Linked DNA regions of Mus musculus: region 2 is linked to region 1. Evidence: chromatin loops called from intact Hi-C (ENCODE). Cell type or tissue: gastrocnemius. All regions are shown on one strand. Links, peaks and the distances in the headings refer to the core of each region. The heading gives the core; the rest is flanking DNA.

What was found. Hi-C counts contacts between places; a loop is a spot of excess contacts. Peaks named below come from ENCODE experiments on the same cell type or tissue, not always from the same donor. Only the 100,000 strongest peaks of a DNase experiment are listed, where the experiment ranks them.
Region 2: a loop joins it to region 1, with 6 times the contacts of the local background. A loop is called at or near these places in 1 of 42 quality-filtered maps.

Annotation. Positions count from the first base shown.
Region 1 is chr19:4,047,537-4,055,661 of GRCm38, reverse strand. No RefSeq gene overlaps it. Among named protein-coding and RNA genes, the nearest start is that of Gstp3, 7.8 kb to the left of the region's middle. In gastrocnemius, for the core only: CTCF peaks have their summits at 3,449 (motif pointing left) and 4,466 (motif pointing left); a DNase peak (open chromatin) is centred at 3,479; H3K27ac peaks cover 1,827 bases.
Region 2 is chr19:3,944,598-3,948,597 of GRCm38, reverse strand. Unc93b1 (unc-93 homolog B1, TLR signaling regulator) reads right to left here. Exons shown (of 11, transcript NM_019449.2): 10 at 1,473-1,591. Among named protein-coding and RNA genes, the nearest start is that of Unc93b1, 11 kb to the right of the region's middle. In gastrocnemius, for the core only: a CTCF peak has its summit at 1,704; a DNase peak (open chromatin) is centred at 1,705.

The sequences.
Region 1 (8,125 bases), core at 1,948-5,947:
AGGACTGCTTTCATCTTAAAAGTATGGCCACCAGGCCATGAGAGGCAGCAGCCTCTGCTACAGACTGCAGGTGCAGGAGGCTTGAGGCCTCCCTGCTCACCTGCCTGGGCTGTCTCTGTGGAAAGTTACCATTTTGCAAGTCTGAAGCAGATGCTTTTTCCTGCTGTTCTAAAAACAGGGCAATTGCGACCTTTGGCTCCTAAATTCAGCCGAGGCAACGGTCACACACACGTTGGGATGGCTGCCCAGTTCCAACCTGACAACCATCTGGGCATCTCTTCCTCCCATTCCGTGTTAGTCCCCAGCATCTTCCTCCTGTGCCAGGTCTTGTCCTGTAAATGCAGGACTAACATGTGAGCTAAGGCTAGCCCATCCCAGAGCCTCAGCTCTGGCTTTAGTTATGGATGCAGAAGTGAGCTCTCAATGAACAAAGAACTGGAACAATGTGAGTCCATCTCTGACAGACCCCACCTCACTGGCACAGTTCGTCATGCCCCTTTCTTCACCCTCATCTGAGGTGGAGCCTCTCTCCTCTTTCTCTCTGTGTCTCTGTCTGTCTCTTTCCATCTCTCTCTGTGTCTCTGTCTATGTGGCTCTATCTCCCTCTGTCTCTCTGTCTTTCTCCCTCCATCTTTCTCTGTCTCCATCTATCCCTTTCTTTCTCTTTTCACCTCTCCCTCTCTGTCTCTTTCTCCTCAATTCTCCACCAGAGTAGGATGGGGGAGGCTTCAGTTCTTGGTACCAGGTTTGAGAAGCTGACTTCACTCCATCCATCCATTTATCCATCTTTTGGCTTAGTCATGCGAACCACAATCACTTCCCTCTGAAAATACATCTTGTGCCAAGCAAATGGTGCACACCTTTAACCTCAGCACTCAGGAGGCAGAGGCAGGCAGGCAGGCGGGTCTCTGGAGTTCAAGGCCAACCTGGTCAATGGAGTGAGTTCCAGGATAATCAGGGCTACACAGAGAAATTCTGTCTCAAAAAACAAAACAAAAACAAAAAACACAAGAAGCCGGGCGTGGTGGCGCACACCTTTACTGCCAGCACTTGGGAGGCAGAGGCAGTCAGATTTGTTAGTTTGAGGCCAGCTTGGTCTACAAAGTGAGTTCTAGGACAGCCAGGGCTATACAGAGAAACCCTGTCTGGAAAAACCAGAAAAAACAAAAGCAACAACAACAACAACACAAAAACAAAAACAAACAAACAAAAACCTCAAGAAGAGGAAGAGGAGGAAGAAAAGAGAGAGGAGAGAAAGAACAACTGGTTTGCCTTTGGCTGAGAGAGATTGATAGGTTAAAAATATGTCCACACTCCTTGACAAGCTCCTCCTCAGAACACAGAGCCCTGGCTGGCTGGTAAAGTACTTGTTTTGTACGAATGAGGACCTTGGGGCTGGAGAGATGGCTCGGTTAAGAGCACTGACTGCTCTTCTAGAGGTCCTGAGTTCAATTCCCAGCAACCACATGGTGGCTCACAACCATCTGTAATAAGATCTGATGCCGTCTTCATAGAAGTAGAATGCTGTATATAGAATAAAATCTTAAAAACAACAACGATGAGGACCTGCGGCAAGCACGGTGATGCACACCTTTAATCCCAGTACTCAGGGGCAGTGCTGATGAATCACTGTGAGTTTGAGGCTAGCCTGGTCTGCGTAGACTTCCAGGCCAGCCAGGGCTACATGATGAGATTCTGGATCAAAACATAAAAGGCTGAAGAGAACCTGGGTTCCATTCCCAGAACCCATGTAAAAGCTAAATGTAGCAGCCATGAGCCTGTGACCCCAGCACGTGAGATAGACACTCCAGAAGAGGGCATCGGATCTCATTATGGTTGTGAGCCACCATGTGGTCGCTGGGATTTGAACTCAGGACCTTTGCAAGAGCAGTCAGTGCTCTTAACCGCTGAGCCATCTCTCCAGCCCGGCCTTTTGTTTTGTTTTGTTTTGTTTTGTTTTGGCTCATCATAGCTGAAGGAATTTGTGTGTGTGTGTCTATGTGTTTATCTGTGTGTGTGTTTGTGGTGCTGGGGACAGAGCCCAAGGTTTTACAATGCTGTGGACATGCTGGGCTACTGAATGAAGACGTTGGATCTTGTATTATGACCTCACAGAGTCAGAGACCATCAGAAGCAGACAGATAAAACATCTCTGGAAGAACCTGCCTCTGGTGTGGTTATATCCCCCCCTCCTTTCTATCACTTAAATGAGTGGGAGAGGAAGGGTTTTGCCAGCAGAGCAGTGGGGAAAGGGATGCTGAGCCTCTAAGCAGTCTTTGTCATTTGTCATGCTAACATGGTACCTTTGGTCAGCATCTCCCACATTCCTTCAATCTCAGCACTTGGAAGGCATACTCAAGTGGATCTCTAAATTCAAGGCTAGCCTGGTCTACAGAGCGAGTTCCAGGTCAGCCACAGATACACAGGGAAACCCTTTCTAGAAAAGCAAAAACAAAAAAATTCCTAAGAGGAGCCTGAATACAGGCAGGTAGGAGCTTTGATCAGAGAGGACCATGTCTATGTCCTATGTATATGTCTATGTCTGGATGTCATAGACAGCACTTCCTGAGCCCAAGCAGGCAGGAATAGATGGTACTAGTGGGAGGAGAGGGAGCCTGGGCTGTGCCCCAGGCAGCTCCATTTTAGCCTACCTAGATCTTCAGTAACAGGCTGGTGCAGCAGTGCCTAGGACAGAGAGTGGGCTGTCTATGTACTAGGGGTTCAAAGAGGCAGAGACAGATGTCTGAGGCCAGACCTGAGGGAGCTCACTTATTATCATGTTTTCCATTCCACTACCAGATGGCCAACACTAGCTCTACGCGCACAGTTCGACTCCATTCTCACACTAAGCTGCCCCAAGCCAGCATAGATCCCCAAGGGAAAGACTTAGTCAGATCTGTCTCAGTCACAAGCTTCCTGTCTTTTTTTTTCCTTGACAGAGTCTCACTCTGTGGCCCTAGCTAGCCTGGAAATCACTATGTAGATCAGGCTGGCCTCAATTCAACAGAGACCCACCTGTCTCCACCTCCCCAGTGGTGGGATTAAAGCATGCTTAAACCTCGTGTACCCTGACAAATTTGCTACCAAACTGGGGGTTCCAGTGGTTCATCGATTTACTGAAATGACTCACAGAAGTTTAGCAAAATTTCAATCGCATTGATGTACTTGCCAAAAAAGGCACGACTCTGAAAAAGTTGGTTGACTCTGTAGTAGCTGCAAGGGGCATGGTGTAGATGGGGCAGAGTAACACACGGAATGAATGCTCATGCCCCGTTCTGGGGCAAACACATTAAAGCACTTTAGGGACCTAAGCTTTGCTTGTCAGCGGCAACTGTGGCCATAAGAGCCTGCAAGATGCAAAACTCAAACAACAGAATTCTATTGGCAGAGTATTAGCATTCTTCAAAAACATTAAAATACTCAGGGGGCCTGGTGAATAGGAACGACCCTTGGCCTCAGCCTCTGCACTCCAGCGCCCCCTGGTGGTCAACACTTTAACTCTTAAGCTGGTTTTCAGTGGTTTACTCTGGCTGGCTGGCTGGCTAGTTGGTTGGATGGTTGGTTGGTTGGTTGGTTGGTTGGTTGGTTGGGTTTTGAAGCACTGGTTTACTCTTTATTACTGTTTTGTAACCTGCCTGCTTGGAGCAGTCTGTGTTGATTTGCTTCCTGAGCAGCGTCTCTGTCTGCCAACCTCCCCCAGGGAATACTGCACTATTTTCGGTTTCTCTATTTTGGAAATGAGATTATAGTAACCACATTGCCCTCTTTATAGAGTCTTGTTTTCTCAACTTAAAAAAAAAATCCTGCAGGACAGCCAGGGCTACAAAAAGAAACCCTGTTTTGAAAAACAACAACTACTACACAAAATTGGACTGGGTAGGGAACCGTGCCTGCAGTCCTAGGACATGGGAGGCTGAGAGAGAAGGGTCATTAGTTCAAGGCCAGCCCAGGGTAAATAGACTCTGTCTCAAAAAAAAAAAAACAACAACAATGAAAACAAACAAGCCAATGCATCCAAAACTAGCAATCATATCATTGGTTATAGTTCAGAAGTAGGGTAATAACTTAGCGTGTCCAAGGCCCTGAGACTGATCTCAGGCACACATCCGAAACACAAGCAGGTTTGGCAAGGTGGTTTTGTTGGTAAGGGGGATTGTGGAGCAAGCCTGGCAACCCAAGTTCAATCCCAAGAGCCCACAAGAAGGTAGAGGAGAAAACTGACTCTACAAAGTTGTCTTCTGATCCTCACAAGTGCGCCACCCACAGACACACACCGTGCAAATACACACACACAAGCAGGATAAAAAAGATTAAATCTAACAAACAGAACTAAAACTACGAGGCAAGAGAGACAGTGTAGCAGTTAGGACCACATAATGCAGTAACAGAAGACTGGCGTTCAGTACTCAGCACTCACATGGAGCAGCTCACAACCACTCATAACCAGCTTTAAGGGATCTGATGCCCTCTTCTGGCCTCTGTGGGCACTGCACTCACATGCGCATACCTATACATAGATGTGGACACACACTTACATACACATACACAATTAAAAGATAAATTTTTTATTTATATATTTTTATATTTTTATAGACATGCTTTAATCTCAGCTGTCAGGAAGCAGAGATCTCTGTGAGTCTGGTTTGGGGCCCTATCTTAAAAGCAAGCGAGATCTTCATTTCTGATGTTATAAACTACAGACATTAATTTATAATTTCTTACTTTGTGAAGGCCTCGGTGATGGCACTTCCCTTTTCAGCCCTTCCATAACCTTTGCCGTTGATGTCTTTACAAAGTCAAGGTGATCACTTCCGTCAGGATTCTATGCTATGGTGAACTTCACAGAATGCCAGTCACTGCAGACACCATGGCAATGTTTGCTGCCTTCATTGCTCAGCCTTGCACCTCCCCTCCCTTTCTCCTCACCTCTAAAACATGTCCTTGGAGGTGATGAGTGAGAGAAGCTAGAAGAACAGGGTAGAATGCTTCCCTGGCTAGACTTCTACACCAAAGCCTCATTTGTACAGAGTAAGACTGGAGAACCCTGGGCTAGCGAGGTGGCTAGAGAGTAAAGGGACCTGCTACCAAGCTTAATGGCGTGAATTCTATCTCTGGATCTTACGAGATAGAGTGAGAAAGCCAACTCCAGCAGACTATCCTTTTGCCTCCACAGGTACTGTGGTATGAGCATGAGTGCACACATAAACACACACATGCATGCACGCATGCACGCACACATTCATACCAAATGTAACAGAAAAGTATATAGGGGGCTGGAGAGATGGCTCAGAGGTTAAGAGCACTGACTGAGGTGCTGAGGTCCTGAGTTCAAATCCCAGCAGCCATATGGTGGCTCACAACCATCTGTAATGGGATCTGATGCCCTCTTCTGGTGTGTCTGAGGACAATGACATAAAATAAATAAATTTAAAAAGAAATAGAAAAGTATATAAAAAGCGATGATTTCCCCTAGTGGCCTCTGCTGCCTGGGAGGCCTTCATGACTTTGGCACATTGCCTGTCATCCTACAGAGAGAAGTGCTTACTCTGAGGGACCATGGTCTGTGGAAAGGCATTGAGCCAGCTTGGTGGCATTTTCTCTGTGGTCCCGAGCAATGAGGTAGTATCTGAAGCTGTTGAGACCCTCTGAGTCTACTGCAGGAGTGTCTGGAACTCCCACCCGCTGGACCCTGATGTCAGTGCAGGGATGTTGGCAAGTGCTGGACATTGCTCTGGGACACTCCACAGCGACCACCCTGGAGAAGCAAATGACACTGAGAGGTGCTCATGACTCAGTGTCTTGAGGACACTGTATAAGGGGTCAGCAGAGTTTCGGCACAGGATGGACAGCACACTGCACACGTTTAATTTCTGGCTCATCATCCCCACCGCTGCTGTTGCCCAAAAGCTGTTGGACCTTTAGTCCCAGTACTCAAGAGGCAGACACAGGAAGATCTCTGTGAGTTGGAGGCCAGCCTGGTATACAGAGACAGCCAGAGCTACATAGAGAAACCCTGTCTCAAAACAAACAAGGATCCAATAAAACTTTATCTACAGAGGCAGGTGATGGCCAAGGTCCTCCATGTGGAAGCTCTTTCTCTCTCTCTAAAAATTTATTTATTTAACATATGTAAGTGCATTGACACTCTTTTCAGACACACCAGAAGAGGGCATCAGATCCCAATACGGATGGTTGTGAGCCACCATGTGGTTGCTAGGATTTGAACTCAGGACCTCTGGAAGAGCAGCCAGTGCTCTTAACTGCCGAGCCATCTCTCCAGCCCCCAAACTTTTTTTTTTTAATTTGGTTTTTGGGTTTTGGATTTGGGGTTTGGTTTGGTTATTATTTTATGTGAAAGTACTCTGCTGCATGTACACCTGCATGCCAGAAGAGGGCATCGGATCCCTTTATAGATGGGCCTGAACCACCATGTAGGTGCTCAGAATTGAACTCAGGACCTCTGGAAGAGCAGTCAGTACTCTTTTTTTTTTTTTTTTAAAGATTTATTTATTTATTTATTGTCTATGAGTAGCTGTCTTCAGACACGCCGGAAGAGGGCATCGGATCCCATTACAGATGGTTGTGAGCCACCATGTGGTTACTGGGAATTGAACTCAGGACCTCTGGAAGAGCAGCCAGTGCTCTTAGCCGCTGAGCCATCTCTCCAGCTCAAGTCACTACTCTTATTAACCACTAAGCCATCTCTTCAGTCCAAGCCTTCACATTCTGTGGTGACCTAGCACACACTAACCTCAACTCCACTAGCAAATTGCAGAGAGAAGTTGTTTCAGGGGGGAAAAAAATGAGAAAAAAAAAAGCTGGAGAGACGGCTCAGTGGTTAGAAGGTCTTTCAGAGACCCGGGTACAGTGTCCAGCACTCACATAGTGGTCACAGCATCCATACATCCAGTTCCAGGGGATCTGATGCTCTCTTCTTACCTCTAAGAGCACCATGGTGCATGTGATGCACATACATGCACGCAAAACACTCGTGCATGTAACATAAGATAAATCAAAATTAAAACAAAAACAAGAGGTTAGGGGTTGTTGAGCAGACATACTTCTAAGAGACAGGTGGTTGACGTGTGTGTGTGTGTGTGTGTGTGTGTGTGTGTGTGTGTGTGTGTGTGTGTAGATGTGAAGTTTGAGACTGAGAGTGCATGAAGGTATTGACAAAGGGAGGCCATGGGACCACTGTCACCCAGTCCTTACCACTGGTCCCCCATGGTTGAGGAAGGACTGTCGTTGCTGTCACACTGTCACTTACTGACCTAATGCAGCTGCGGGCATTCCCGGTCAGATGGCTGCAGACTGTGCTGGAGAGAGGTGCTGGGGGAAGAGGGAATTTCTCCTATCCATGCTTTCTCCTCAAATGCTCTAAGACTGACATATTAGAGTCTGGAAGTCCTTCCTGCCCCAAGGGTCTTGAGGAGAGCCTCTCATCTCAGGATCTGCTTGCGGGTGACAAGAGATTGGCTGTCATCTCATTTCCCTGGGATTCAGCTCCTTGAAGCCACTAAGGTTGGCAACTAAAACCAGAGTTTTAATAAATCCTAGTTTGGCAAAGTAAAACAATAGACTGATCAAGTCCACCAGGGGGCGCAAGTGTCTCACAAGTTCCCGTTGCATCAACTGCAACAGCCTTCTGCAGAGCCAAGTACACACAGAGGACGCACATTGTGGAAATACAGAAGCACAAAAAGGACAGTTAGGAGTGTAAAATAGAATAAAGAGTGGGCTAGCAAGATGGCTCAGCAGATAAAGGCATTGCCACCAAGCATGATGTGACACTCCCTTGCATGACACAATAAATAAATAAGTGATTTTCTCAACGTTGAAACAGTAAATAACAGATTCACATACCATATAAAACTGAAAGATGAAAATATAAAAAGCTGGTGGTTGCAGTAAACGACACTTAAAGTTCTAGCTCCATGGGACGCTGAGACAGGAGGATGGCGACAGCTCAGGAGCCTCAGACTAACCTGAGTTAGTCCCAAGGCCCTGCCTCCTCCTCCTCCTCCTCCTCCTCCTCCTCCTCCTTCTTCTTCTTCTTTTCTTTTAAAGTAGTCATTTTAGTTTCTATGGATGCAAGCTCTATTATTCATGTACTGCCTAGAGACAT
Region 2 (4,000 bases), core at 1-4,000, 110 kb after region 1:
CTCCTTTAGGTCTTCCTTCTCCCCCACCTCCTGGCTCTTCCCTTCCCTGCCCCCTCACCCAGGATTTCCAAGGCAGTCTCTGAGTACAAGGCTCAAACCCCACACAGACTTTAAAGTCACCATATCTCAGCAGGGCTCAATTTCACAACCTAAAAGGGGCTAATCCCTTTGTCTCAGAGAAAACATGAAGGTCTGAGAAAGTCTAAAAGTAGGCCTGACTTCCCTGAACCACAGTTAAACTAGTCCATTGCCCTAAACACAGTAGCACACAGGCAGGTGTGCATAGAGGCACCAGCCTCTTAATCCCATGGCTTGAGAAGTGGGAGCAGGGGGTCTAAGAGGTCAAGGCAGGCTGGGGCTACATTTTGAGACTATGTGTGGGGGATAAAATGTAGCTATAGATACAGATACAGATACCGATATAGATACAGATATATTGATATTCAAATCCACTACAGGGAGGGCACAGTAAATCTTTCCAGTGTTTTTTCTTTTTGTCTTCAGTGTTGGGGTGAGCCATGCATGTACCAGGAAGGTGCTCACCTCTGAGCACGCCTACTCCTCTCTTCAGACAGTTTGACTGTAACCCACAGCCCAGAAAGAAACACACAAATAGTTTTGTATTTGTACTTTGTACTCTGATTCCTTGCTTTTTCGATTCATTTTGCTTTCTTAAAAAAAAAAATGCTGCACAAAGCTGGGCCTGTCAGTACAGGCCTGTCAGTCATCTCAGCCCATAGAAGGCTGAGGTCAGTCTGGGCTACCTTGAGATCCTGGCCCAATGATACAGAAAAATGGAACAAAAACATGTGAGAAGGACCTGCTAAAATGACAGGCTTGGGTTAGGAACAGGCTAGGAACCTCAGGTACACTGATAGGTAGCAAGAAAGACCCTGGCTCCCACCTCCAGCACAGTCAGTAACAAACCAAAATCACCTTTAATCCCAGCACTCAGGAGGCAGAGGCAGGGGAATCTGTGAGTTCCAAGCCTGCTAGGTCTATACAGGGAGTTCCAGGCCAGCCAGGGATACCATTTTGTTTAAAAACAAAACAAGCCCAGTATAATGGTGCATGCCTTTAATCCCAGCACTTGGGAGGCAGAGGCAAGTGGATCTCTGTGAGTTTGAGGCCAACCTGGTCTACAGAGTTCCAGGACAGCCAGAGCTATATCGTCAAAACAATGTAAAAGCATAGAAGAGCTCATTCCTATAGGAGCTGAAATGGGAGGCCCTGGGTGTCCAGAAGTCCAGAAGCTAGTGAGCAGGTGATCCAACCACCCACAGCTCAGCCGAGTGTGCCCACAGGACCGAGGCTAGCAGGTAAAACAGTCACTGGGGTACTGGGTTTACCCCATGGACTAAGGGGTCCTTGGCTCAGTGCTTGGCCTTTAGAAAGTACTGCATTTAGGAGGCTATGAAATCCAAGTCTGTTTCCCAGTGAGGCATGGATACCCAAACTCCACCCATCCTCACCTTCATGGGCAAGCTGGAGCCCAGGTACACAACAAAGATGGCCACGGCCTGCCACCAGTGATAGATGGTGAAGATGAAGTCCTGCCTCTCTTTGTCTTCATATAGGATGCCCAGGAGTGCTGCAGGTAAAGGCACAAAGCAGGTAAGGAACCCTGTACCAGTTCCATCTCAGTTCCTGAGACTGAGCTAGGAAGACCAGCAAGAGCTGTGCACCAATCCTCGCCTGGCCCCTACTGGAGACTTCTGTTACTACACTGTCAAGATGAGCCCAGAGGTGCAAGGACCCTCCACTGAATCCTGTCTGCTTTTGACCCATCACCCAGTGTGCCAAGCACTCAGCTGCTGTTTCTCTACCTTGCCAGGGGCTCAGAAAATAGAAGGAATAGGCAGGAAATAGAAGGTGGGATATCTGAGAGGCAGAAAGAATTCTGGGATAGAGCCACTCTCAGGAGATCAGCTTGGGAAGATGTGAGCAACAGGACACATAGCACCTGAGCACAGGCCAGCCCCATGGCAGAATGCAGGTTATAATAAATGGGATATTTTACTTATGATCTAAAATATATAGATATTTTAGTTATGATCAGAGTAGAGCCTAGCTATATGGCCAAGGTATTTGTAAATATATTTTGAGTCTGAGTCTTATTTCTGAGAGCATGGGGCTGGGAGGCAGAACCAGAGCCTAACTCCTATACATTTCAGCAACTAACTTTTCACAAGCCAAGCCTGGGGGCGGGGGCTGGTTTCCTGGGGGCGGAGCCGGCGGGGGAGGAGCTGGTTTCCTGAGGGTTCACCTCAAGGTGGTAGAGAAACAGCAACTGGAGCTGAGACTCTGGAGCTCAGGACTGGAAAAAGTAAAGGTTCAAAGGTCACATTAAGGGCGATTTCAGGAAAACGACTGAAATCTCCAAAGCTGGCCCAACTTTGAAAAGAGTTTATATGGGTTGTCTGATGGATTAAAAGCTCTCAAGTATGAAGATTGCACAGCCCTGGCTGACCTTGCTAAGCTTGGTCCAGCTCAGAGCATGAACACGTCCATCATGTGACTTGGGGAGGTGGGGACACTTGAAACTGTCAACAGCATTAGACCATGAGGATCAGTGCCAGTAAGGACAACCTACACGGCTGCACTCACGTGTGCCAGCTGTCTGTCACCAACACAAACCCATCTCACACATACCCAGGGAGCCCCCACGCAGCTGAAGCCTGGCCTACCATAGCTTCTTTTCTCAGGCTCTCACTCCAGCTGCCCAGGTTTGAGCATGGATTCTGAGGTTGGGCAAGCTGGGTTTGGACTGTACCTTGATCCTCGTTACAAACAAAAATCCATCCAGGTATGAAAGCACACCTTAGTTCCAGAATGGGGGAGACTCAAGCAGACTGATCTCTGTGAGTTTGGGGCCAGCCTAGTCTACATAACAATTTCTAGGCCAAACAAGGATATATACAAAGGCCATGTCAAAACACAACAAAACAAAACAAAAAAACCAAAAAACAAAAAAAGGGAAAAGAAAGAAAGAAAGAAAAAGAGAGAAAAAGAAGAGCAAATGAGATGGCTTAGTGGGTAAAAGGCACCTGACACCAAGCCTAACCTTTCTGTGTTCAATCCCCAGGACATATGTGGTAGACGGAGAAAATCGACTTCCACCAACTATCCTCTGGACTCCACGTTCATGCCATGACATCTTACTCCCACATTCATACACATATGCATTATAAATAAATAAATAATATTAATTTTTAAGTTTTGGGAGGAAGAGGCAGGCAGATATCTGAGTTTGAGGCTAGCCTGGTCTACAGAGCTTGTTCTAGGACAGCCAAGGCTACCCAGAAACCCTGTCTCAAAAACAAAAACAAGCTGGAGAGATGGCTCAGTGGCTAAGAGCACTGACTACTCTTCCAAAGGTCCTGAGTTCAAATCCCAGCAACCATATGGTGGCTCACAACCATCCATAATGAGATCTGATGCCCTCTTCTGGTGTGTCTGAAGACAGCTACAGTGTGCTTACATATAATAAATAAACAAATCTTTTTAAAGAATTAACTAAAAAGAAAAAAGGAGAATAGGGGGCTGGGGTAATTCCAGCACTCAGGGATCTAAGATAGAATCAAACTTGTTTAAAGTCAGCCTGAGCTACATGGTGAGTCCAGGCCAGCCTGGGCTACAGTGTAAGGCTTTGTCTCAAAACATATAATTGAAGAAGAAGGAAAAAGGCTGAGTGTGGTGGCATATGACTTTGATTCTAGCACTTGGGAGGTAGAAACATGTGAATCTCTATGGGTTCAAGGCCAATCTGGAATCTATATGGTGAATGCCAGACTAGCTGAGGCTACATAGTGAGACCCTGAGAAATAGAAACAGAAAAGAAAGAGTCCAGTTCTGCACCTACACCCTGCAGGACAGACAAGCACCTGGCACCCTCTCCCTCCCTGGAGCCTGGAACTCAGGATCTGTTTCCCGTGCTCAGAAATTATGCTAACATATCCCTGAGTGCTGGTGTGTATTTCTATATACTCTCCCCAGGTCT